Regions from separate parts of the Mus musculus genome. Here regions 2 and 3 are each linked to region 1. The links are chromatin loops, found by intact Hi-C in ENCODE. Cell type or tissue: heart. All regions are shown on one strand.

What was found. Hi-C counts contacts between places; a loop is a spot of excess contacts. Peaks named below come from ENCODE experiments on the same cell type or tissue, not always from the same donor. Only the 100,000 strongest peaks of a DNase experiment are listed, where the experiment ranks them.
Region 2: it touches region 1 in a loop (2.2-fold over the local background); 2 of 42 quality-filtered maps call a loop at or near these places.
Region 3: it touches region 1 in a loop (2.0-fold over the local background); 5 of 42 quality-filtered maps call a loop at or near these places.

What each region holds. Positions count from the first base shown.
Region 1 is chr17:50,132,876-50,140,875 of GRCm38, reverse strand. The region is part of intron 2 of Rftn1 (raftlin lipid raft linker 1); the gene reads left to right. Among named protein-coding and RNA genes, the nearest start is that of Rftn1, 54 kb to the left of the region's middle. In heart, no CTCF peak of the experiment used is centred here; DNase peaks (open chromatin) are centred at 4,735 and 5,220.
Region 2 is chr17:50,033,499-50,041,498 of GRCm38, reverse strand. Rftn1 (raftlin lipid raft linker 1) reads left to right here. Exons shown (of 10, transcript NM_181397.2): 7 at 4,443-4,558. It overlaps Gm52302 (a long non-coding RNA gene), which reads right to left and starts at 7,017. Exons shown (of 3, transcript XR_003952350.1): 1 at 6,938-7,017; 2 at 1,084-1,243. In heart, no CTCF peak of the experiment used is centred here; DNase peaks (open chromatin) are centred at 3,408, 4,598 and 7,608.
Region 3 is chr17:50,049,330-50,057,329 of GRCm38, reverse strand. It overlaps Rftn1 (raftlin lipid raft linker 1), which reads left to right. Exons shown (of 10, transcript NM_181397.2): 5 at 1,703-2,093. Among named protein-coding and RNA genes, the nearest start is that of Gm52302, 19 kb to the right of the region's middle. In heart, no CTCF peak of the experiment used is centred here; DNase peaks (open chromatin) are centred at 2,409, 4,399 and 6,689.

The sequences.
Region 1 (8,000 bases):
AACTCCAGATTCTCTGCATGAGCATCATGTGGTCCTAACGGCTGGGCCATGCCTCCAGCCCCAACTTCACATTTTAATTCTGCAAGTGGGTATACATGAAACTTGGCAAAGCACTTTTTGCTTGCTTGAGTGTATTTTAACTTAGAACAGCTTCATGCTACATTATTTTAGTTTGGTCTCTGTGATAAACCATTAACCACAGATGTCTTGGAGAGGTTTGTTTCAGCTTTGTCGTGTCTATATTTGATAGAAGCTAAGGCAGGAACCGAAGCAGAATTCACAGAGGAACACTGGTTACTGGCTTGCTCTCCACGACTTGCTCAATTTGCTTTCTTATATAACCCAGGACCAACTTGTCCAAGGGTGATCTGGCACAAAGTAGACTGGGCTCTCCCATGTCCATCATTAATCCAGAAAACACTCCACAGACTTGCCTACTGGCCATTCTTACAAAGGTAGTTCCTGAATTGAGGGTCTCTCTTCCCAAATGACTCTGGCTTGTGTCTGGTTGACAAAAATCATGCATTATTGACCCCTTGTCAGCGTGACACACAAAAACATCACTACTAAACCATAGTCTTTCCTTTTTTTATTTACCCCCAATGTCTCATGTTAATATCTTAATATAAACCACATTGTAACTTTATAAGTCTCACAGTCTATAAAAAATTCAAATGCTTTAAAGTTTCAAATTCTCCTTAAAGTAGCCAACATCCCTTTAAAAGTCTAGAGTCTCCCCTCTGTCATCTCTAAATTAAGATCAGGTACTTTCTTCTCATTTGAATGGGAAGAGCTAGGACATAGTCACCATCAAATCAATGCAAAGCCAACACTCGCTGTGTAAATCAAAGCCTATAATCCCCAGGTCTTGGACTCATCAGAGTCTTCTGAGCTCCCACGGGTCTGGGCAGCATCACTTTTCCAGCTCTTTCATGTGGCTTGTCCTGTAGCCTCAGGCGGGCTTCACTCCATACCTCCTGCTGCTGTCTTTGTATGATCTTTGCATCTCCCCAGGTCTCCATAGCAACTGAGGCTACCACCTTCACCAGTGACCTCTTGGACTCTCTTTAGGTGCTCCGATCCTGCCGCATGGTGCCTGCCAAGCCTCAGTTTCTCTCCATGACCCCCTTCAATCTTGGGGTTCCTAATGCAGTGTAGGCTGCACTTTCATGAGTGGCCTCTCTCCACAGAGACAGACCCTGCCCCACAATACACTGCCAATTAGGCAATCCCTGAGATCCATCCCCTCGTGCCCTCAAAATCAGTACCATGTGAGAGTGTGACATCAATTGTCCCAGTAAGGCAAAGGTTTCCCCCTTAGTCGGGCTGGTCTCTTGTTAATCACAGCTTATTATTTTAGCCCCACCAGCAACCACAGAGCCTTAATTCGAAATATCACACGAATGACCCCGATAGAGCCTTGGCTTTCCTCTGAAATTTCACAGACCCAGGCCTCCATGGTCGGCAAGTCTCTCGCCACCCCGCCCCCGCCATGACCCACTCGTTAATAACAGCAGCTCGTTAAGCCCTGAGCATTTCAGCCCAAGGTTCCAGGTGCTTCCACAGTTCTTCCTCGGAATAACATGGTTAGGTCCATTAAAGCAAAGCCCATGTCCAGTACAAACTTCCGTTTTAGTTAGGGTTCTGTTGCTGTAGTGAAACACCATGACCAAAATAAACCCGAGGGGGAAAGGTTTAGCACCTCTTACTACTTAGTCACACTCCATCCCTGAGAACTCACGACAGGAACCCAGATGCTCAAACTGAAGCAGAGGCCACGGAGGAGCACTGAATGCTGGCCTGTTCGGTTTGCTTTCTTATACAGCCCAGGACCACGTGTCCAGGGGTAGCATGGATCTCACACAGTAAACATTAAAAAAGAAAATGCCCCAGAGGCTCGCCTTATGAGGCCAGGATGATAGAGGCAATTCCTCGAGTGAGCTTCCCTCTTTCCAGATGACCTTAGCTTCTGTCTATTCAGAAAAACTAACCAGCACAGATAACGGGAGCAGTTACAATTGCTTTAAACCCATTGTTTGAATGGTACCTTTAAAGGTAATTTGGGATGGATCTCCATGGATCTTTCCTCAGAGACAGCCACGGTGTTTATAATCATTTGGACTGTACAGTGCACATTCTGGTTATTGGGTCATTGACATTCTGGCTTCTGTTATATTCTCCTCAGGGCACTGATTTCATTTTTGCCAAGGAGTAGTTGGATCCCTGCTGCACACTCTGCCTCTTTAGCCTCAGCAGCAGCCTCTGTGCTCTGTCCACCTTGGTTGGATGCTCAGACTATAGTTCGAATATGTGGAGTGACTCATGTCCGTGTGGCCCAGGGATTGGCTAGAACTTTGAGCAAGGTTTCCACGTAGAACTTAGGGGTTGCTCTTCTCTGCATCTGTCCATTCTCTCTCCATTTCTTGAAGCCAGTGAAACTGGATTTCTGTCTGAATTTTTGTGTAGCTCTATCGTATGCAGACTAAGGTCCATCTCAGGGTAAAAGCCATCACCAAATTTTACCTGGTGCCCCGTGACCTCTGTCCCTCTGCCTTGTCTCCATATCTTGACCACTTGGGAAAGTTTTCATCCAGAGTTATATTTTTTATCTGTAGGAGAGCTGATCTGAAGGGAGCTTTCTTAAGTCATATTCTAAGGAACAATCTAGAAGCACAGATATCATCATTATCATGTGTGTGTGCGTGCACATGTGTGCATACATGTATGTGTGTTGTGTGTGTCCACACATGAATGAATGTAAAAGGGCAACCTCTGCTGCTGTTTGGCTGGTACTGTCTACCTTTTCTGGAAGATGGGGCTCATTGGTCCAGGGCTTGCCGATTAGGCTGGGCTAGGCAGGCCAGTGGACCTGCCTGTCTTTGCCAGCACTGTGATCACAAATGCAAGACACAATAACTGGCTCCTCTTAATTTGGGTTCAAAATCATGTCCTCACGCTTGTGCGGCCGACACGTATGCACTGGGCTGTCTCCCTGGCCCTTGCTGTTCCCATGGTTTTCAGATGGGTGCTCGAGGATAGCATCTCTGTGCTGTTCAGGGATGACAGGACCATGTTCCTGCTTGGCAGCCTGGTTCTTGCTTGTGCCCAGCACCGTTGCTCCCCGCCTGCCTCCCACTCTTGAGGGGTACTATAGCAGTTTCCAGAGGAAATTTCCCTCCCACTCTAAGGTTGCCAAGGGTGTACATGAGGCCCGTGTTCCAGTCCTGAGAACTCTTTGAAAGACACCCCAGGCCTGCTCTCCTGAATCAGTGTGCCAGACCAAGGTCTGACATCTGCTTATTGCCATCCCCGTGATTTTGAGTGAGATAGTTGACTTTTCTGACCTTCTATGTCATAGGTCAAAATAAGGTAACTGGGAGGGACGCCCTGTACTGCAATAGAAAATTCTCGGGGTGTATTTGCTCTAAAGCTTTCTTCTCTCTTCATAGACCTTAACTGGATCTGATAAGTTGCAGGAGAGGAGGGGAAGGATTTTCATAGTCATGGTGGGCAAATATCCATCCCTCGGGGCCACAGACATCCTCCTGGGATCTCAAGGTGTCTTCTGTCTTTCTCATTCTCCCCAAAGAACCCTCTCTCCCGTTCCTCCTGCTGGGGCATCTCCAGTTCCACACCACATCATGCAGGAGGTGAGAACTGAAGCCCACACACCTCTCTCGGTGGTGGTTCTGGGAACTGGATTTTTTTCCCCCTCTCATTACTAGTGCCAGTGCCCTGGATTTGTTCTGTATGAATATTACACTTTTGCAGCCAGCTCCCGATGCATATGAACTTAGTCCTAAAGAGAAAGTGTGCTAATAATAATTTTAAAATTGATAGCAGTAAGTGTAACTGGCTGCTGATGGCAATGCGTGCTATTATGCAGTCTTTAAAAAATAATGACACTGTAGGAAAATAATTGATAATGGTGTCTTCTAAAACACAAATTTAGCAAGATAGCTCCACTTGTGAAGGAGTTGCTAGGCCAACAACCCTGAGTTTGAACCCTGGAACCCACATAGTAGGAGGAGAGAGCTGGATCCAGCAGGCTGTCCTCTGACTTCGTACATGTTCAATATTACACATACACACATGGACACAGACACTGACAGACATAAGCACACACATTACAAATACACATATACACACAGAGAGACAGACAAATGAACATACAGAGACACACAGAAACACACACATAGAAATTAACATACACCTAGAGACCCCCACACATGCATGTGTACACACACACACACACACACACACACACACACCAAGTACCTAAATAATGCAAGTGTAAAAAAATCACTATCAACAATAGCTGACTTACATAACATTAGCCATAATTCAGGCACTGTTTCAAATCTGCCCCCTAATATTAATGTTTCAAGCTTGTAACACTCCCAAGTCCCTAGGACAGTGACCACAGTGATTGTCAGGCTCTGCTTAGACACATTTTCCAGATGTGAAAATTGCGGGAGCATAGGTGCATAGCACAGCCCCTGGGTACCCCGCCCCCCAGAAGCTGTGCCTTCTGCTGCCTTGTTAGACCGCTCCATCTGTCTCATTAGATAGAGTCTGTGTTCCGTGGTTACCTGTGGAGCAGGGCACTGGCAGTCTTGTATGTCTTCAGGCCCACAGTTGATAAGAAACTCAAAGATTGCTGGTGGCCTGTTGCCAAAGGAAACCCCACCTCAGAGGCCTGGTGGCGGATGTGGCTCAGGCACGTTGAGTGCCGGGGCCCTTGAGGCCTTTTGCCAGCACAGAAATGGCTTGCGCCTGCCCTCACGGGTAAGTCACAGGAAGGGGAAATGTGTGGACCTGTTTGTGGCTTCACCTAATTTTGTAGCATTTCTTGTTGTAGTTATAAAGATTTAATTACACATTGTCCTGGGGCACGGGGCCTCTCGGAGCTCATGGTTTATGACTGGTGATAATTGGCTCCGTTTAGTTGGCTTCAGCAAGTCACAGTTTCCTCACCACGTTTAATCTGTGATTTGATTTTAGCTTAGCTTTTTTTTTTCTGAATAAAGTATTCCTATTTTTATTTCATTTAAAATCTCCAGTTCTGACTTGTGTGTGAGGAAATGACCTTCCCTCTAATGACTTATCTAAAGATAGGATAGACATGGAAAAACATCCTCCAGCGTTTCGGGAGCTTGGTAGAGAAAACTCCACCCTCTTGCTCTGCGGGACTCTACCGATGATCACAGGATGGGGACACATCTGACGCAGCAGCCACTCAAGGAGCCCCCCTGGAATGTGAGGACCTCAAGATGAAATTGGGTATATAAAAAATTAACAGTGAGGATTTGGACAGTCCTAACGACAAGGTCCCAAGTGAGGAAGATGAAGCGCCTGTCACCCTGGAGGGAACGAACTCCGAGCCACATAAATTAAGCCGACAGGATCTCTGGAGATTGAATAGTGTGTGGAGATATCACCCACTTTGACAGACAAAGACAACCCACCCCGTGAGGGTCCTTAGCCCCTCTTCTCCGTATCGATATTGGTGTTTTGAGTCAGCATTTCCTGGATGCTGCAGTCTTTGAGTTGGGAAGGTTTGATTTGTAGAGAAAAGATGCCAGTAATGAATGGGTTTGAAAGGCTTGCTTAGGGAATCATTTGGGATGGCGGAACGCGTTTCCCACTTCCTTTCCTCCAAGTGTGACATGACACAGTGTGGCTGAGATGCTGCATAGCGGGGTGAGGGAGAAGCTGGCCGTCTCTCCCCTGTGGGTCCCCTCTCTCCTGACTTCACCGGGACCTGGTTTTCGTCCCCTCTGACCTAGCTGAGGCTTTGATGCTCCCGTGCTCCGAGCTCTTGCGCCCCCATCTTTCCTTCTGGGGGACTGTGTCCTGTATCTCATGGGGGGATTTCCTGGTCGCCCCGTTAGTGCTGGGCACTCCTGAGACAGAGGCTTGCCTTGGAGAAGCTTTCTCTTCCTGGCCTGAGAATGTGCTTCTGCCTTGAGTTTAAGGAGCCAAGTAACTGGATCAGGTAGATAAGGGCAACAGGGTTGGCCTTGAGGTCAGAGGTAACAACAGACTCCACACTGTGTGTGCAGACAGGGCCTACTTTGTATGTGTGGCTTTATAGGAGTGACAGAGAGGACAGCTGAATGCTGTATGACCTACGTACCCATAAGGGAGGTCTAGCCAACCTGGTGCCCTTTGTTTCTCCAGACTGAAAGAGTGTTGCAATCCTTTCCCCTCTGCTAGCTCTAATCCTGTCATATGCGCTAGGTTCTCTTTTGTAGGTTTTTCTGTTTCTCCTTGGAGTTTTCCTTCCCGACCCCCACTGGTTGCCTTGGATCCTCCTCGTGCCTTGAAGTCACTTCCCTTTCTCTTGCTTTATTCACCCCATGGACATTCTTCTACTAAATGCCTCTTGTGGTATTCTCTGCATCATCAGAAGTCAGAGTTGACTTTGAGCCCGTCTCTTTGCTTTGCCCTGCCTAGCCTTTGTGCCCAGGCTCCTCCTAGCATCCTCCTTCGGTCTGTGACTGCCCTCTGTCTTTTCTGCACCCACTCTGTGTCTTCATGAGACTCACCGTCTAGGAAGAGCTTGACACACACACTTTAGTTACCTTTCTATGTCACAAGCCACCCTGAAGCTGGTGACTTCAGACAATGCCTTGCCATGAATCTGTTGGCTGGGCATAGCAGGGTAGATCTTCTGTTCCATGTGGGTTCAATCCAGACCACTCATGGGGCTGCATTAGCTGGTAGATTGGATAAAAGACTCTAGGATAGCTCAGTAGACGACCACCTGATACTGAATGCTGACCACTGCCCCCTCAGGTGGCCTTTCCCCATGTTTCACATTGCATAGCTTGTCCTGAGGTCCCAAACAGTAAGAGTAGAAGCTGCCATTCTTCTGGACCTGGAAACAATGCATCATCACTCTGACCACCTTCAATTGGTCAGATCCAGCTCGGCGTCCACAGAAGGGACCCAGCCCTGCTTCCCTGGGAGGAGCATACAGGATCTCAGATGTTATTTGCCCGTTTTGCAGATCTGCCATCTTTATCAATGGTTGCTACAGAAACAGAGATACGTTTTAATGCCTCATACTAGAGTTTTGCTGGATGTGGCAGCGTGACCCATGCCAAGGAGGAGGAGAAGCCTGTTTCTGAGCTCTCCCCCACAAAAGCGGCCATGCTAGACATTAATCTCACTTCAGTTGACCACAAAAGTCCCTGCTTGCCCTGAACCATTATGAGAGCATTTCTCTGCTCATTATTGCGGCTGGACTTGAGTGTTTTAAGATTTGATTTCTAATAATTCTGTGTGTGAGTGTGGCTACTTGAATGTGCACATGTGTGTGCAGGCCCAGGCATTGTTTTTTGGTACCCACGTCTATTGCTCTCCACCCTGTTTTTGTTTTTGTTTGTTTGTTTTTTTTGAGATAAAGTCTCTCACGAAACCTGTGACTCATTGATTGGCCAGACTGGCTAACCAGTGGGCCTCTGGGATATTCACCTCACTGCCTCCCCGTGTTGAGGTTACAGATGGACGCTGAGGCTCCCAGCTCTTGACGAGGGTGTCAGGATCTGAACTCGGGTTCTGATGGTTGTGCAGCAAGCACCCCAAACACTCGGCCATCTACGCAGCCCCCTAAAAACCTTTATTTTAGAAAAGAAATAACTTTCATTTAGTTATCAAATTTATTTAGTTAATTTATTTAGTTAATGTAATTGAGTGTTTTGGGGGTCACCAGAAGGGAGTGCCTGAGACTGGAGCTACAGCTGGTTGTGAGCCTCCAGTGGGGTGCTGGGAATTGTAGCCAGGTCCTCTGGAAGAGCAGCCAGCTCTGTGGCTCAGTTGAAAGCTCTCGGTGAAGTACACATATGGTCAGATGCAACCTTACTCCTTCGAAAGGTGGGCTGTGGTTGTTGCCTTTGAAGGTGTCCATCATCATGGGCCAGACCACCAGGGTGGAGTGACTGAGCAGAGTGCAGTCTTCCTATCTGTCTCTATCTCTCTCCCCTCTGTCTTTC
Region 2 (8,000 bases), 99 kb after region 1:
TGTCTACTCTTGGTTAATTCCACAGAGACAGACCCTGCAGAGGCAAAGAGCCTCTTCTGACATTGTATAGAAGTCTAGAGCAACTGTTGTGTACTGTGCTGCACAATCCTGAAGGAACTACTGTGTCTCTACCAGCATTGAACACCCATACATCAGGAATGAGGAAGCTCATCTTAAGGAGCTTGGGTGCTGCTTCTGTGGCAGGGACTCTCCCCTGGAGTGAGGCTGAGAACCTTGGGCCATGCTTATCCTGGGGCCCCAGGGTACCTATAAAGTTGTTCAGCTGCAGAATGCTTCTCCCTGGTTATCTGTGTTAAGTGTCCTTAGGAGGCCAGCATGCTAACACTCAGGGACAACTCTGGAAGTGTGTCCCTTGCTGAGGAGGGTTCGTGGTAGACTCCAGACTGGGGAATAAGTAGGTGTTGGCTCACTCAGGGGGGACTTAATGAAAGGAGTGTGGACAAAGCTCCAGGTGCTCCCATAATCATCACTCAGTTGGGCTGTTCAAGCATCTTTATCATTCAAGACAAGATCCAACCCCAAGCTGAGCAAGCACACTGGTCTCATTCACTTTGTCTAGGGTGAACATTGCTTATCAGTCAGCAATGGCCACAGTAATGCCGTGTAACTAACCATTCCCGAGTTCATTGGCTCCACTGGGGCAGATCTGTCTCATGTCTCTTTTGTCTTCCTGGAAACAACTGGCTACCTGAGGCATGTCCTTTCAAAGTGGTAACAGTGACATAGGTGGTCAAACTCAACCACACACATGGTCTCCGGCTCTGCCTCTCACCTACTGTTATCTCTTTACCTGAGCCAGTTGGAGACATCTCCTGACAGTTCTTTTCCCACCAGTCACCTGAGCCCCAAATTTCTTCTTAGGATTCTGCATGTCATCTGTAATTGAATGCCCCCCCCCCAGCTCTGAATTTGCACACAGGCTGCCCCCCCCCTTTCTGCCGGGAACTCACAAGCCCTATAAATTCGTATGACTTGCTTGTTTAGTGCATCTATTTACCTCTTAGTGTCTTTTCCCGTTGTAATAAAGTACCAGACAAAGCCTCCTAAGGTTTATTGGCTCACCATGCCAGATCACAGTCCATCCTAGCCGGGGAGTCAAGATGGCAGGAACTCAGAGCAGGTAGTCAGATTACACACGTCCCCAGCGAAGAGCCGAGAACAGAGTCAGTGCACGCCTGTGCCCATTTCCAGATCGCTGCAGTCTTATACACTTGGGGATGCCCTGTGAAGGAAAGAATGCCACGCACAGTATGCACCTGTTCTCTTCTCAAAGTAATTTCAAGCTAATACTACCCCAGCCCCCACAGGCCAACCTGGCCTAGACAGTCCCTGATTGACACTTTCCGACAGTGTCCAGTGTACAGAGCTAGCCACCATAATGTGTCTACTCAGACCAGGGAGCCCTCGTTTATACACCCCTTTGATAAACAGCCACCTCCATGGCCTACGCCTTCGCTCCCTCATCCCGTTTACATTTCTGCTTGTCCGTTCTGTTGCTGACCCCTCTCTCCTAGTGAAAGAGTCTGGTAAGCTCGACGGTTGCACAGACTGTGTTTTGCTCACCAGCTCTCCAGAGCACGGCTGGCCTATAATGGCCAGATTCAATAGATGTCAGAATGAAGGAGGGGGTGGGGCAGGTTCGGTGGGGTGAGCACCGTGTTTCCACGAGCTTTTTGGAGGTCCAGTCTGTCATTTCTAGGAGTCACTCAGGAAGGTTAATTTTATTGTGTTGTACCTCCATTTTTTTCTAAAACTCTGAGCATAGTTCTACCTTCAAGAGACACATAGAAGACGACAAAGAACTTATTTTTTTTTCCTGTAATACCTGGTTACCTATGTTGCCCCCTTTATTAATCTTGCAAGAAGACTGAAAATAAAATTTTAATTATACTTAACTCCGCCGCTCATGACCACTTTTGATTTTGTTTCTCCAAGTTTATAAATCTAAATGTTTTTCATTAAAAAAAAAAAAAAGCAAAATACAACTTGGGAATGGAGGGAGGGCTCAGCAGTTAGGAGCTTAGACCCTAAATCTTCTGTAGTCACTCACACACATACACATACACGTAGACACACAAATAATTTTTTAAATTCACAGTTGGCCCAAATGACACTTTTGTGTCTGTATTTTTCCCCCCATAATATTGTTTCTTAAGTATTCTCTGATTAAATTCCCAGGGTATTTTTTCTTAGGATAATACAGAATTTGATCATTAAATATTTTCTATGACGACTAGATTATGTAGTGGCGTGTGTGTGTGTGTGTGTGTGTGTGTGTGTGTGTGTGTGTGAGTGTGTGTGTGTGTGTGTGAGAGAGAGAGAGAGAGAGAGAGAGAGAGAGAGAGAGAGTAAGTAGAGGCCTGTCTGTGTATGGGAGTAGTATGTACAGGTGACTGACTTCAGGTGTCTGCCTCCACCACTCTGCCATGTTTTTGAACCAGTCTCTGGCAGAGCCTGACCTGCCTTTCTGGCTAGGCTGGCTGCCCAGCAAGACCCACTGGTACTTTTCAATGACTGTTTGAGAAGAATATCTTGTAATAAGATAAATCACAATCATGATCATTTTCTTTGTTACAGAAAGGGAAGGGAGACAAAGCAGAAGGCCTTTGACTCTCTCTGACATTCATGGAAGTGCCAGTGTTTGCTCCAAGTCTCAAAGGAAAGGACTCAAAACTGTCAACACACAGCAATGTAGAGCTTTATGTTCTCCACAAATAAAATAAAAAAGCCAGCAAGAAGAGAAAGTTATTTGCAACAACAAAAATAAGTAAAGGGCCGCGCTGACTATTTACCTATAGTTTTTTCTCAATGCCTAAAACCTCTAAAAGCCCAATAGAAATGAACAAAGACCCCAAACTGGATGGTAATTCTCCATGGCTCTTAAATGTTGAAAAAAAATCAGTTTCTTTTGTTTATCAAATTGGCAAATTTTGAAAAGAAAATGCTTGGTGCCTGCAGTGGTAGGAGTGCAGAGGAACTCTTGACAGTGTTGAAAGGAATGTTATCTGCACAGCTCTCGTTCGAGAGCCATTTAACCAAGTCTGAAGAGCCTACCCCTGAAAGCCCATCTTCCGTACACCCTCCCAGCTTGGTTCTTTAGTCTCGCATTTACAATGTTCAGAGTCCATCAAGAAGACTTATCTGTAAGCATTATTTATAAAAACACTTTTACAAAACATACTAAACTGGGGTGTGGGATAAAGTTTGGTGGGCAGAGCTTTTGCTTGGCACACATGGGGACCTGAGTTCAGAACCCCAAAATGTCCATAGAAGCAGGGTAGCCTATGCGTGTAAGCCCACAGGGTAGGTGGCTTCAGTCATAAGTCGGCACATAGTTCTCCCTGTTTCTTGAGGCTAGAAGCCCACACCCCAGGTGCTGGCACGTTCTCAACCTCTCTTCCTGCCTGGCTCTCCCTGTGTGCGTATCTGGAGTAAGAGGAGCAAGCAGAGCTCCCTGGAGCTTCCCCTTCTTCCAGAGACCAAGCCTGGGCTCAGGGCTTCAGTTCAGAGACTGAGCAAGGTTTGCACAACAGATTGTAGGGCAAAAAGCATCATCCACCCAGATCCTAGTTTCACGGGTGAGACGACCATCTCTAAAAGGGACCCTTGCCTGGAGTCAGGCCACCGGCATTTAAATTACTCTTCTTTCTCTTGGTCTCATCTAAATGAATCAAGGACAGACTGCACCATGTTAAAAGGCGGCAGAAGGCACATGTCTGGTGTGGCAGAGGCTCTGCCCTATGCTCTTTTAGACCCCATCAGTAAGACACTCTCACATAACACTGTAACACACAGAACACATAATAACTAGGCTTGTCAAGCGGCAGCGTACACAGGACCCACTCTCTTGTCTGGCAGTGCCCCAGGAACATTATCAGCGGTGAATCATTTGGGAAGCCCTCTCCTGGCTCTGGACAAGGCTGCAAGAAGCAGCCCTGGTACAGCAACCACACCACACACCCCAGAATCAAAGCACAAGTGACAAGCTCAGATATGCTGGTGTCTTCCATCTGTCCTGCCTTTTAAAAATGCTCTTTTACCTAAATACAGTTCTCCTCTAATATCTGTGTAAGCGGCTGTGTTTTGCCCTGGATGAGTCCTTCCCAGTGCATCCTGACACTGGAGCACGAACAGGAAGGTAGGCACGTGAATCTGATGGTGATTGCCAACGATGAAATTTGGGCACATAAAATCAAGGATATTATTCAAAAGTGTGAGGTAAATTAGTCTCATTCATTCTGATGGGGCTAGACTCTGCGGCTGTGTATGCCGTCTTTAATTAACGCTCGGAAAAGATGTTCTGATTGGGATTATTAATGAATGGCGGTGAAGATTTTTACCGTTCGTAAGACTTCTACCACAGACAGCTTACATCCCCCACCACCCAACCGTTTTTGTTGTTGTTGTTTTTCTTTCCACAGATTCCTTCTATGGCCTGACAGATGGAGTATTCATCTTTGAAGCTGTTTCCACAGAAGATAACAGAACCACACAGGGCTATGACGCTATTGTTGTGGAACAATGGACAGTCCTAGAAGTAAGTGCGGAGCTGCCCTGTCGCTGCTTTTGTCTGGGGAGAGATTGTTTCAGGCTTGCTCCAGCTGACTGCAAGGCTGGTGTCCAGCTATGCCTTTCTTCTGAAAGGGAGTTCACCTGGGTAAACTCTGGGTGGGGGGACCCTCTTAATTCTTCTATACTCTGCCTCCAGGATGGGGAGGGAGGACTCCACTTTTCTCTTTCTACATGAAAAGCATGTATTTTTGCATATGTCAGACCATTGGGTGGAAAGAAAGAGTCACCTACTGTTAATTTGCATATCACTGTAAACACAGATGGAATAAAGAGGCCTGTCCCTAACGCTGTCATAGTAAGAGCTAGGTTGGGCTTTCGGAGGTAGCATCTCTGGCCATCAACTGCAAGCCATCCTTGGAAGAAAAGAACAGGAGCCCCGAGTCCTCTGTGAGCGAATGAGGTGAATACCTTTTTCACAGTCAGGCTTTGTGCCACATACCGCAGGCTATATTTGAAGAGTGATGACCATGAGCGAGCCACTGGCTCTGGGTAGGGCAATCCAAGTCCCGTATCTTTGGAATAGTCTTCTCTCTAAGATCTCTTTGATTTTCTCCAACCATGAAGTATGAATGTTTAAAGCCCGTCTCAGCCATCACTAGACCAGTGTCCCTTGAGAGTGACCATGTGTCTAAGGCTTATGCAGAGTTTCTCAAGCACAGATATTTGGACCCCACCCTAGAAGTTTTCTTTCATCTGAAAACACTCTAACACCATGCCACAGATGGGCTGTTGACCTTCCAGGAGACTGGAAGGTTCAAGGTCAGGGTTCCATTCCTGCGGCTTCTTTTCAGGGCTCTCCTCTGGCTTGTAGACAGCTACTCACTCTGAGTCTGCTTATGAGCAAGAGCCAATGAGCTCTCTGGTGTCTCATAGGACATTAATCCTAATGGATCAGGGAGCCGCTCTTGTGACCGTACTTAACCATAATTGCCTTTTAGAGGCCTCAACTCTGCACTGAGAGTAAATTTAGGTAGGGCACAGAATACTGTCTCTAACAGTATCTCTGAGGTCAGGCCTAAGAATTTGCATGTCTACTACCTTGTTAGGCGAATTGCCTCTGCTGGTTGAAAGATGAAACTCTGAGGATTCCTGCCCTTTGAGCTTGTTACCAGCACAGTGAACATCCCGCCAGGGACAATATAGCAGAAGGCTTGGCCTTCTGAAGAGGCTCCATCAGACACCCACTCTGCATCATAGTCAGTACTTCTCTGGGACACGTGGGTGAGCTTGAACCCATTTGTGCTGCCCTGAGTCTAGCTATATCTTCCCTTACCACTATTTGGCCTATAGAAAGCTTTTTCCTCCTTAAGCCTGGACCTGAAAGGTGATGAAATTGGATTTCAGAGGGACACAGAGGCAGATAATCCTTTTGGGTAAGAAATTTATTAGTTAGTAACACTGTAGACGTACATGCTATAGGTGGGTAGCTTGTCAGGGGTTCAGGCCCATGTGATAGAGCTGGGTCCTTTCTGACAGATTAGAGAAGGGGAAGATCTTATGCTATAAAGTCATAATATGTAATTGTAGTCAGGCTGCCTCTAATCCTGGCAGGAGAAGGGGGGGGGGGGGAATTGCATTACCAGGAAGAGGGGAGGGCATCTTGCTGGTGAATGGTTGCCTTCAGATATCTCGGAAACAGGGGCCTGTAAACTTCCTTGGGAAAATGTGGGTTAGGGTGCCATCTGTCCTAGAATTCTGTCATCTGAGATCTGTGCGGGGCTACAGAGTCACACATAGGCTCTCTGCTGGAGCTCTCCAATGCCCTTCATTACAGCCGTGAGGGAGGCTGCTGCAGGTGGCTGTAGCCCCATCAGCCTGCCGGCTCCAAACACAACAGTTCTTCTTTGCTTCCGGTTGACCCTGTTTTATGACAAGCACTGTCTTCCCAGGCTAGCCCCTAACCTCCTGGGCTCTGGATAGTATCAAAGTTGGGGGTTGCAACCCATGCCCCAAGTCAGGTTTAGCCATCCGTGCTCAATAAGCCAATTAGAAGAGTCAGATCAATTACAAGGGTCAGATTGATAGTATAATCCAGAGAAAACAAACAAACAAAACCAGGAAATTTATTCAATGTGGCCATATTGAAAAGAAGATGAAGAGGTAAGGGCTGTGTTGGTCAGATTGTTGTCAACTTGACATCTGAGCAAAGGGAGCCTCGTCTGAGAAAATGCCCCTGTCAGATTGGACTGAAGGCAAGCCTGCGGGGCCCTTTCTTGATTGGTGATAGATGTGGAAGGGTCGAGCCTGCTGTGGGTGGTGTCATGGTTGGGTAGGTTGGTCCTGAGATATGTAAGAAACTAGCCAAGCAAGCCAAGGGGAGCAAGCCAGTTACCAGCACACCTACCTCCGTGGCCTCTTCTTCATTTTGTGCTTTCTGGTTCCTGCCTCGGGTTCCTGCCCCAACTTGACTTCCTCAATGAGAGACTGTGAACTGTGAAGTCAAACAAACCCTTTACTGCACAAGTTGCTTTTGTTAGTGACCTTCCTATCACTCACTCGATTGGAAGCAAACTAAGACACCATCTGTTCAGTCATGGTCAAGGTGTGACCCCCACCCACCTTGCCTGTCACAGTCTGGTCTTCAGTCTTGTCCTGTAAAGTGGTAAGGTAGATTTGTGTAAAGTCTCTATTGGGGAGAAAAGTTCCTTTGTGGCTGGGTCCTTTTCCTTCCCAGCATGAAATTCCTGGGGGAATTCCTATTTCTTTGGGGTCCATTGTTTCTGATGGAGAGCCACAAATGTTTCTTTAGAATATCCTCATTTCTGCCAGGCCTGTTACATGGCTCTGAGATGTTATTGTCAGCTTTTTTCTCATTCTTACTGGTGAGATCTGATCTACCCCTTTATTCCCGGCCCTGCCCTCAGCCCTGTTCCAGCTCTGTCACTATGTTTTGTTTTCCTTTTACACACACACACACACACACACACACACACACACATACACACACACACACACACACACTTTCACCAGGGAGCCTGGCTGACTGCTCTCAGCTCTGAGACAATGTAACCTGTTACGAGCAGGAAGCTAACCAGGAACCTGTGCAGGCAGGCGAGGTCCCCCAGTTCCCAGCTCAACTGCTCAGCGTCGAGAGGGAAGCCACTCCCTTCCCTTTTGACTTTTCAGTAAAAGTGGATGCTGGCAATGATGAGACGCTAAAGAAACTCTAGTCTGGTGTCCTGACCTGGATCTATAATCTCAGCTCTTGGGAGGAAGGCTGGAGGATTGCTTAGACTACAATGCCAGTCTGGGTTAAATAGTAAGACTCTATCTTAATCCCCACCCACAAGGAGAAAGTACAGTGAGAACCCATGACGAACAGCCCCGGCCCACAGAGCTACTATTAAACAGTAGCCCATCAGTTGCTTGCTGTCACTCATGACATGAGTCTCCACCTACTTCCTTGG
Region 3 (8,000 bases), 84 kb after region 1:
CAGAACACGATGTAAATGTCAGCACAGCGCCCAGACCATAGTGGGTGCATAGTAGGTCTACTATTGCTAGTCTTGCTTTCATTAAAATAAAAGACTTGGGTACATCTGCAACTGGTGTAGATTTTGTGTTCTGGAATATTCTGTGTGGAACCAAGATGACACAGTTTAACTAACATAGGATAGTTGGTGTGAGGAGGGCCGCAGAGGTCACTTCTCCAGTAGCTCCATGCTGGTACTTCTTGCTGATTCCTGATCATAGCTGAGCACTGCAGAAGCCTTGAGGGCTCCTGAGATCATGCACTTAGCAGTCAGAGACTAAGATTTCTGTGACTTTCCTCCTTGCTCATTGGTCCCAGGGCTTGAGCATCCTTGCCGGGGAAATCTCCGGAAGACCACCTCCTACTTTCGGCTGATTTGATTGGATTCATTATGCGATTACTTCTAATTATTCTTTCAGTGTCCTTCCTACTAAATTCAACTGCCTGGGGCTGGTTTCATGGAGTGCTCATGTGTCACAAGATACCTTGTAGAAAGATGGTCACGTTCCTCTTCTGAGCTCAGGGAGTGAGAGGGTATAGCTTCCGGTTCCTTGCGTGAGATGATATGTACCATGGACTGGGGATCGAAGGGCTCAGTATTAGCTGTGGGTCAGGGTTGGGTGCTCCGAGGGTACCATGGCTTCCCTCAGGCCTAAGGGCAGGCAGCACGGGGAAGGATGCCCATCAGATTCCCCACCTAGGCCCTCTGCCTAAAGTGCTGCCTTCAAAAGGGGGCTCTTGGGATCATGTGCTGCCACCCAGCAGTGAGGGCTTGTGGGGCAGCTGTGCTGAGTTTGTACTCTAGCCTCCTGGGATGGTGGAGGAGAAAAATTAAACTGTCACCATGAGAACTTCCTTCTTCAAATTCTATTTGAGCTTATTCTGTCAGATCCTTTGTCCAGACTCATGAAAAATGAGATTAGAACATTGAGGGAGCTGCTCAACCAGTAAAGCGCGTTCCACAAACACAGGAGGACCTGAGTCAGGACCCCCAGAGCCCAAGTTAAAAACAGAACATATCAATGCATGCTGTAATCTACCGCTGGGCCCTGGAGCTGTGGCTCCCTAGAGCTCATTGGTCAGTCAGCCTAAACAAATAGATGAGTTTCATCGAGAGATTCTTTTTCAAAAATAAAGGTGGAAAGCGATCAAGGACAGATACTTCATATTGGCCTCTGGTGTCCATACTCAAGTGCATACATAGGCATTGTACACACTCACCAAAGAGGAAAAAAGGAAAAAAAAAAGACATTATGGCACCGAGGAAGCAGGCTCAGGGGGATCTGTAGTTCAAGGCAAGATGAGGCGTCACAGTGATATCTTGTCTCAAAAATTATATAAACAACAACAGTAAAGAGGCAGCTAAGTAGTAAAACTGCTGCTATTGCAGAGGCCTGAGTTCAGATCTCAGCATCTGTGTCAGGCAGCTCATAAATGGGTGTAGCATGGCATAGACACACACACACACACACACACACAAACACACACACACACACACACGAGAGAGAGACTCTTCAATAAATAACCAAATGCTTAAGTGTTTTCAACAGTGAGACCCACCCTTTAGGCCTCCGCAGCTTGTGCTGACACTGGGAATCCACAGTGGTCTCAGTGCCTAGCTGTGTCCCATTTACAAAATCCCCTTTGTCTCCTTTGTCTCCCAGGTGCAGGAGGCCGCCAGTCAGGGCTTGAAGTTTGTTAGCGTGGTGCCCCAGTACCAGCCCTCGGTGAGCTCAGCAGGCAGCCGGCGTCTCAAGCCTGTTGCCAACAGTGTTGAAGATGCCAGGGATGTGAAATGCACCTTAGGGGACCGTTCATCCTTGGAAAATGATACTCCGAAGGCTGCAGAGACGGATGCTGCCACTGCAGGAGTGAACCGAAGACCGGAGACCAAACCAGGATCCACAGGGGACGTGCCCAGTGCCCAGCAGCCTGGCATTCCCTCTCCCTCGGCAGAGAATGAGGCTGGCGAGTTTCCACTGCGGGGTTTGCAGCCAGCACTGGATAGATCAGAGGGCGACCCCTCAAATGGGCCTGAAGAGCTGCCCTCCAGGAGTAAGTGTTCAATGCCAGGAGTTCTGACCTGCTTAAAGAGAGGTTTTTTTAGTATTCCCCAGGGCCTCTTAGGGAAAAGGAAATGAAATTAGTATGAAGACACAGTAGACAAGAGAAAGTTTATCAAGTAGCTGTCTGGGCTACACAGCTGTTTACCAACTGCAGCTGTGGACCATGTTGAGTGAACAGAGCCCAGTGAAACTGACTTGCGAGGACTCCAAAAGTGGCTTCTAGACGAAATAGTCTCAGTCAGTGTTCCCGGATGGCCAGGACCTTCTCCACCCTCACACCCATACAGAGAATGTGAACCACTCTCCAGTGAGCTTGGGCGTTCTGCTTCTGAGTGTCTGCCTAAACAAGGGAGTGAGAAAGCAGGGAGGAGGGCGTACCACGCAAGAGAGTAATGGCTCTGCTTGCTCGGATGGAAGCATTCTGAATGCAAGAAGCACATACAGTTGACAGATGGGCACCATGGAGAAAATGCTTTGTCACCACTGTGGGTCTTCTCTGTCAGTGCTAATGACTTGATGATGTCATGTAGCAACCCACCCATAACAGACAGCAGTTATTATACTTCCCAGTTACCAGACTCTGCCATCCTTTAAAGGGGCCATCGCTCTATTCTCTACGCACTCTTATGAGTGAGCTCTCTTACCACTTCCGGGCTGGGAGCTGGCACCCCTGGCATAGGACGGCAGGTAGGGTTGACACCACCCATGCCTCCACTCTACTTGGCTTTTCCAGTGTAATAGAATGAAAAGATTTCCTGAAGCCTTCTGTAACTCTCATAGTCTCCTTTTCTCTACTTTTGCCTGGAAATCCCATCCATTGTGTGGGTCCTTATGTTAGCAGTGGGGCCCTCTCTGGCTTTAGGAAGGTGACCATAAGTTGCCTGACAATAGAATACCCACAGAGTTGCCTTAGTGTATTTGTTTAGACCTTTCTATACCATGTCCCCAGTCACCATTTCTACTCTGTATTAGCTAAAAACACTTGAAATTGACCTCTTGCAAGTGATTTGGCTGCTTGAGAATAGGGGCAGTGAGTTGATTTTATTTTGTTTATTTATTTTTTGCTAAGTCAGCACTTCTTGAGGAAAAAAAGATGGGATGGTCAGATCTGAGATCTAATGGCAGGGTTTCCCTGAAAGGACTGCCTCAATTCTGAAATACAGTAGAGCTATCATTTATTCAAGACCTTGATCTTTGGTTTAGAGATACTGGTAGGGTTTTTTTCACTTCGCTGAGGTAGACTACTGTCTCACCTTGATGGTGGCTTGGGTTTAGATCTGGTGTGAGGGTCTGACAAGCTCCATCGTGAGGCTGGGGGGCTGAGCATACTAAATTCTGAGAGGGAGGGCGACTGTAGAGCCATGTGGAAGATGAGGGTCCAGGTCAGGCATGAAACCCGGGAGGGAGGCATAGCAGCCATGGGAGACAGGCAGCACCATGGAGAGAAAACCCATGTCTGTGTGCACCTTCTAGCTAGGTGGTCGTCTTGTCCAGATACATGCCACTAACATCCCCATGGGAGCTCTTATTCAGGGCCCTGGCTGCACAGTGCTACCCCTCACAGAATCCTTTTAAGAAGAAATGAGACAGTTGATCCCAAGAGTCTATCAGGAGTGTGGAGACTGTGTTCCAGAACCCACCTTTCTCCTAGACCTTGAGAAGGTTCACTTTCTGGGTTTGACCTTTAACCCTTTCCTAGAACCCTTCCCAGATGTCCAGTGCCCTATTTCTGCTCTAGGGCTCCTTGACTCTCTCTCTCTCCATTGCCCAGGTTCTACTATGGCTGAAGATTGACACCAAACCCTCCTGTAATGCCCAGAGCACTTAGGCCTGCAGTCTCCATTTCCTGGGGTCCTTGTCCTTTTCTGCAAATTCAAATCCTTTGGTCACTGGTGGGTTAATGTGTCACGGAGGCCTCAGTCCAACAGTGCGTGGGAAGGGGGTTTCCAGCTGGAGACAGGCCAGGGGCTTGAGCCACACAGCCCATTTTAGTCCTCCCAAGTAGACAGCTCGTGCTCTCTCTCTCACTCTCTCTCTCTCCCTCTCTCCCTCTCTCCCTCTCTCCCTCTCTCTCTCTCTCTCTGTGCATATCAGCAGCCCCCACCCTGCCTTGCAAGCAATCACAGCACTCTCCTTCCATCTCCAGCCTTTTCAAATTAGTTGGTAGACACACGTTGCTAGTGGAGGGCCTTGGTCCAGTTTTCCCCAGGTGTTATCTCGATTACACTCACCACAACTATGACAGGAGATGCTACTGTGGCTCCCAGCTCACAGATAAGGACCGTTCCCTTCCTGAAGGCTGGACATTTAAGGACCCTGTCTCCACAGGTCAAAGCCCTTATCTGACCCCAGCTTCTCTCCTGAGCCTTTCCCTAGGGAGTTTAGCTTGTTTCCTTCTCTGGGGCGTCTGTTCACTGCCCTGCCCTGAAAAACACTCACAGGGCACCCAACCCCAGCCTCACCATCCCATACCCTGCTCAGCTGTCTGCTTGCCCCCTAAAGAGGTTGTAATGTTTAAGTCTCTTTCTGCAATCACAGCAAGACACTTTAAAAGGATTGCAGAAATTGCCTCCCTTGGGTAGGAAGCAGCTAGCAGTAGATCCAGTCAGGGACAGTTCACAGTGGTCTTAAAGGAGCTACAGGGAACATGGCTGGGCTGACCCATCCCTGCATTGTGGTGCTGATGTTAAAGGGAGAACAGGTGGGCTGACCCCATCCCTGCATCATGGTCCAGATGTTCAGAGAGAGAGCTGTTGGGCTGACCCCATTCCTGCACTGTGGTGCTAGTGTCAGCAGGGAGAGCAGGTGGACTGTCCCCATTCCTGCATGGCGGTCCAGGTATTATACCCTTCTGGATCTTCTTGTTCATTAATTGGGGACTTCTTGCCTGGGGACTTCCTGATGATATGAAGTCACTGTGAGATACACCCCAGTACCCCTTACAATACCTTTGATCAAGAAGCAAGAACCACTTGGGTGTGCTAGGCAGAGCAGGGGTGTTGTGCCAGGCAGTCAGATTTGAGGCCTGGGGTGGTTGTGCTGTGTATTTTTCTTCCCGGAGTTTATGGAGGTACTTAGACCTTGTCACTCTGCCTCCTCCACCTGAGCCACTTGGTGCGACGTCTCTAGGCTCCCACTGAGTCCATGAACAAATGTCCCCAACTATGGCTACCAGCATCTACTTTGTATTCTATTAAATTAACCTCTTACAAGAATGGGGCATGAGCCCAGAGTCTGAGAGGATTGAAAGATCCCAGGCTCTGCCACTCACTGTCAGGGATTCTGAGAGATACACCTGAACCTCCCGTGGAAGTTGAGAGCATCAGGTATCGTGGGAGGTCACACCTGGCTGAGGTACCTACATCTGGGTCTGCTGGGTTTGTCGTGAGCTGCCATGTCAGGTGGCCTCATGCTGGCTCAGAGATGTCCTGGGCTGGCACCATGCCTGTGACAAGTGAGAAGCCTTCCACAGGTTCAGGGATGTAGTGGACCTTCCCATCACTGCACCCGCAGCCCTGCCTTAATAGAAGACATTCATCTCAGTTCCCCCTGCCCATGTCTTGAGCAGCTTGCAGTCCCCACCCAGCTATGCCTGGCTCTCCAGGCTCAGCTGACTGCCCCAAGTCTGGCTTATGGTGCCCACAACTCAGACTCAGTTCTCGGTTCTGTTTCCTCTGAACCACAGCTCTCCTTGGACACTGAAATCCAGCCATCCCTGTGGCTCGTTCACAAGCTGCAGCTCTCTGATTCCATAAATGCAGACAAGCTTCTATCTACACTATAGCTCAGCTCAGGCCCACATGTGGCCTGAGAACAGCATACCTTTCCCTTGCCATGCTTGCCTGCATGGCATAGCCCGTCCCCAGCCCGGGTCTCCATGTTCTCCGTTTATCCTGCGCGTGTCAATCACAAACACATGAGACATTCACCGTGGTACAGGGACCTTGGAAGGCATAAGAGTTCCAAATGAAATGTGGCGAGGCCCCATGTCATGTCACAGGGCAGGACAAGAAGACAGTCTGGTACTCTTTGGCTGCTCTGCCAGCCTAGTCCTTCAGCCATTCTCACAAACAATGCCTTCCTTTGGGACTTTCCCACATCTGGAAATTGCTTCCAGCTGGGATCATAGTAGCTTATAGAACAACAGAGAACATTGAAACAAACCTGGGGCTCCTCGGAATCCTTGGTCCCTGCTCACACTCGAAATGTGTCGGAGTTTGGGGGACACGAGAGCATCGAAGCAAGTGGTTTTGGGGGTAGTTTCTCTTGGCTGGTGTCCCTGTGAGTGGATCTGACTAAAGGGTTGTGTGAGATCAGGCCTCTCCTGGTATCCCATCGCTGCTGATTCTTCTGTGGTTCTTCATCTGCCATTCTCCCTTCCTTCCTGAGAAATGTGCTTTTGTGTCAGGCTGCTGGGGAGGTTGGAGCCTGGAAAGCCTAGTTGCTGCCAGCCCTTCCTACCTTACCTAGCTGTCCTTCCCGCCCTCCTCCACCACAGCCTCTTCACTTCTCATTTCGGCCTTACTCATTCTCTGTTGCGTGACGCTTTCGGGAGACTGGTGCTTATTCTTACTGCACCCCGTGAGTGAAGATGGTCTTCTGTGTGTTCAAGTGCTACCAGCTGTGACCACGACCAAATTCCCACTTCCTTCTTCCAACGCAGCAGCTCTGAGCAATTGCTCCTGTTGCATTTGTGCCTAACTGTAACCGACTATAGGGCCATGTTCTGGACCAAACCTGTGGACAGCTCTGGCCAGGAGTGCTTCAGAAGTGACTTTCGGTCCAAGTGGATGGGTACCTCAGTTGTCTCGTCCTTAGTGGATGCAACTAAGGTGACATTGTCCCAGTGGACCTGTGTCCCTGATGAGGCACAGCTGCCCTGTGGTAACTGCTCACTAACATTGCATCTCCTCATTTCTATCCCTGCTCGCTCTGTCTTCCCAGCATCATCTCTTGTTCTGTAGACACTGCAGATTATTCTATGATAGCCATGATTTTGGTTTGAGTGGGTGAGTTTATTAAGTGTGCAGCAAGAATAAACAGCAAATAGATGATAGGTAAGTAAGTAGGTACAGAGACAGACAGACAGACAACAAAATGTCATTAATCCAGGTACTTAAAACATCAACAGAAATTGGTGGAGGAAGTTGAGGCAGGCAGGCAGAATTCCAGCTGAGCTTCCTGTCCACAGATTAGCTTCCCACGGCTGGACTGGCTCCTCATCCCTGCTGTGGGCACATTCCTATCACAGGATATGCAATAGTAACGTCTGTTGATAAAAGCTGGCATCTGCCTCTTCTCAAAGGACAATGTTTCCCTCTCCAGCCTTATGGCTGTTCTTTCCTCCATCACAGAGTTGGGAGGAAAGCCCCTTCCCAGACAACTCTTCCTGGTGGACGCTTGAGACAAGCACGCTTGGATTTGAAATGGGGGCAGGCAGACTCAGCTTCTCAGTGAGCTCAAATAGCATGACCGCTAACCCATACGATGTGTATTACAGCAGTGTCAGCTGCTTGCATGGGAAAGCTTGGAGGGTCTACTTTGAAGGATCCTAAGACACACCAGATCAGACTCTTGGCTGCTTGTACTGAACTTGAGGCACCCAGGACCAGAAGATGATGCTGCATCACCCAGCCATTCCCTCCCTAGCCTCATTCCCTGGCTTGGGTCCTCACTTCACACATTTTCCTCTGGCACCCCATTCTCATCGTCTGGTGACTGCATCTGCACGCACCAGGGCCGGATTTCTTGTTTGAAATCTTTTCTGGGGTCGATACAGCATCTTGGGTCAGGCAGGTGGACTGGAAGGGAAGTTGGGCTAGGGCTAAGGACCGAACTGCATGGGCTGTATACAATTCAGGTGGCTGGTTCTGTAGGATGGAATAGCTTGATGAAA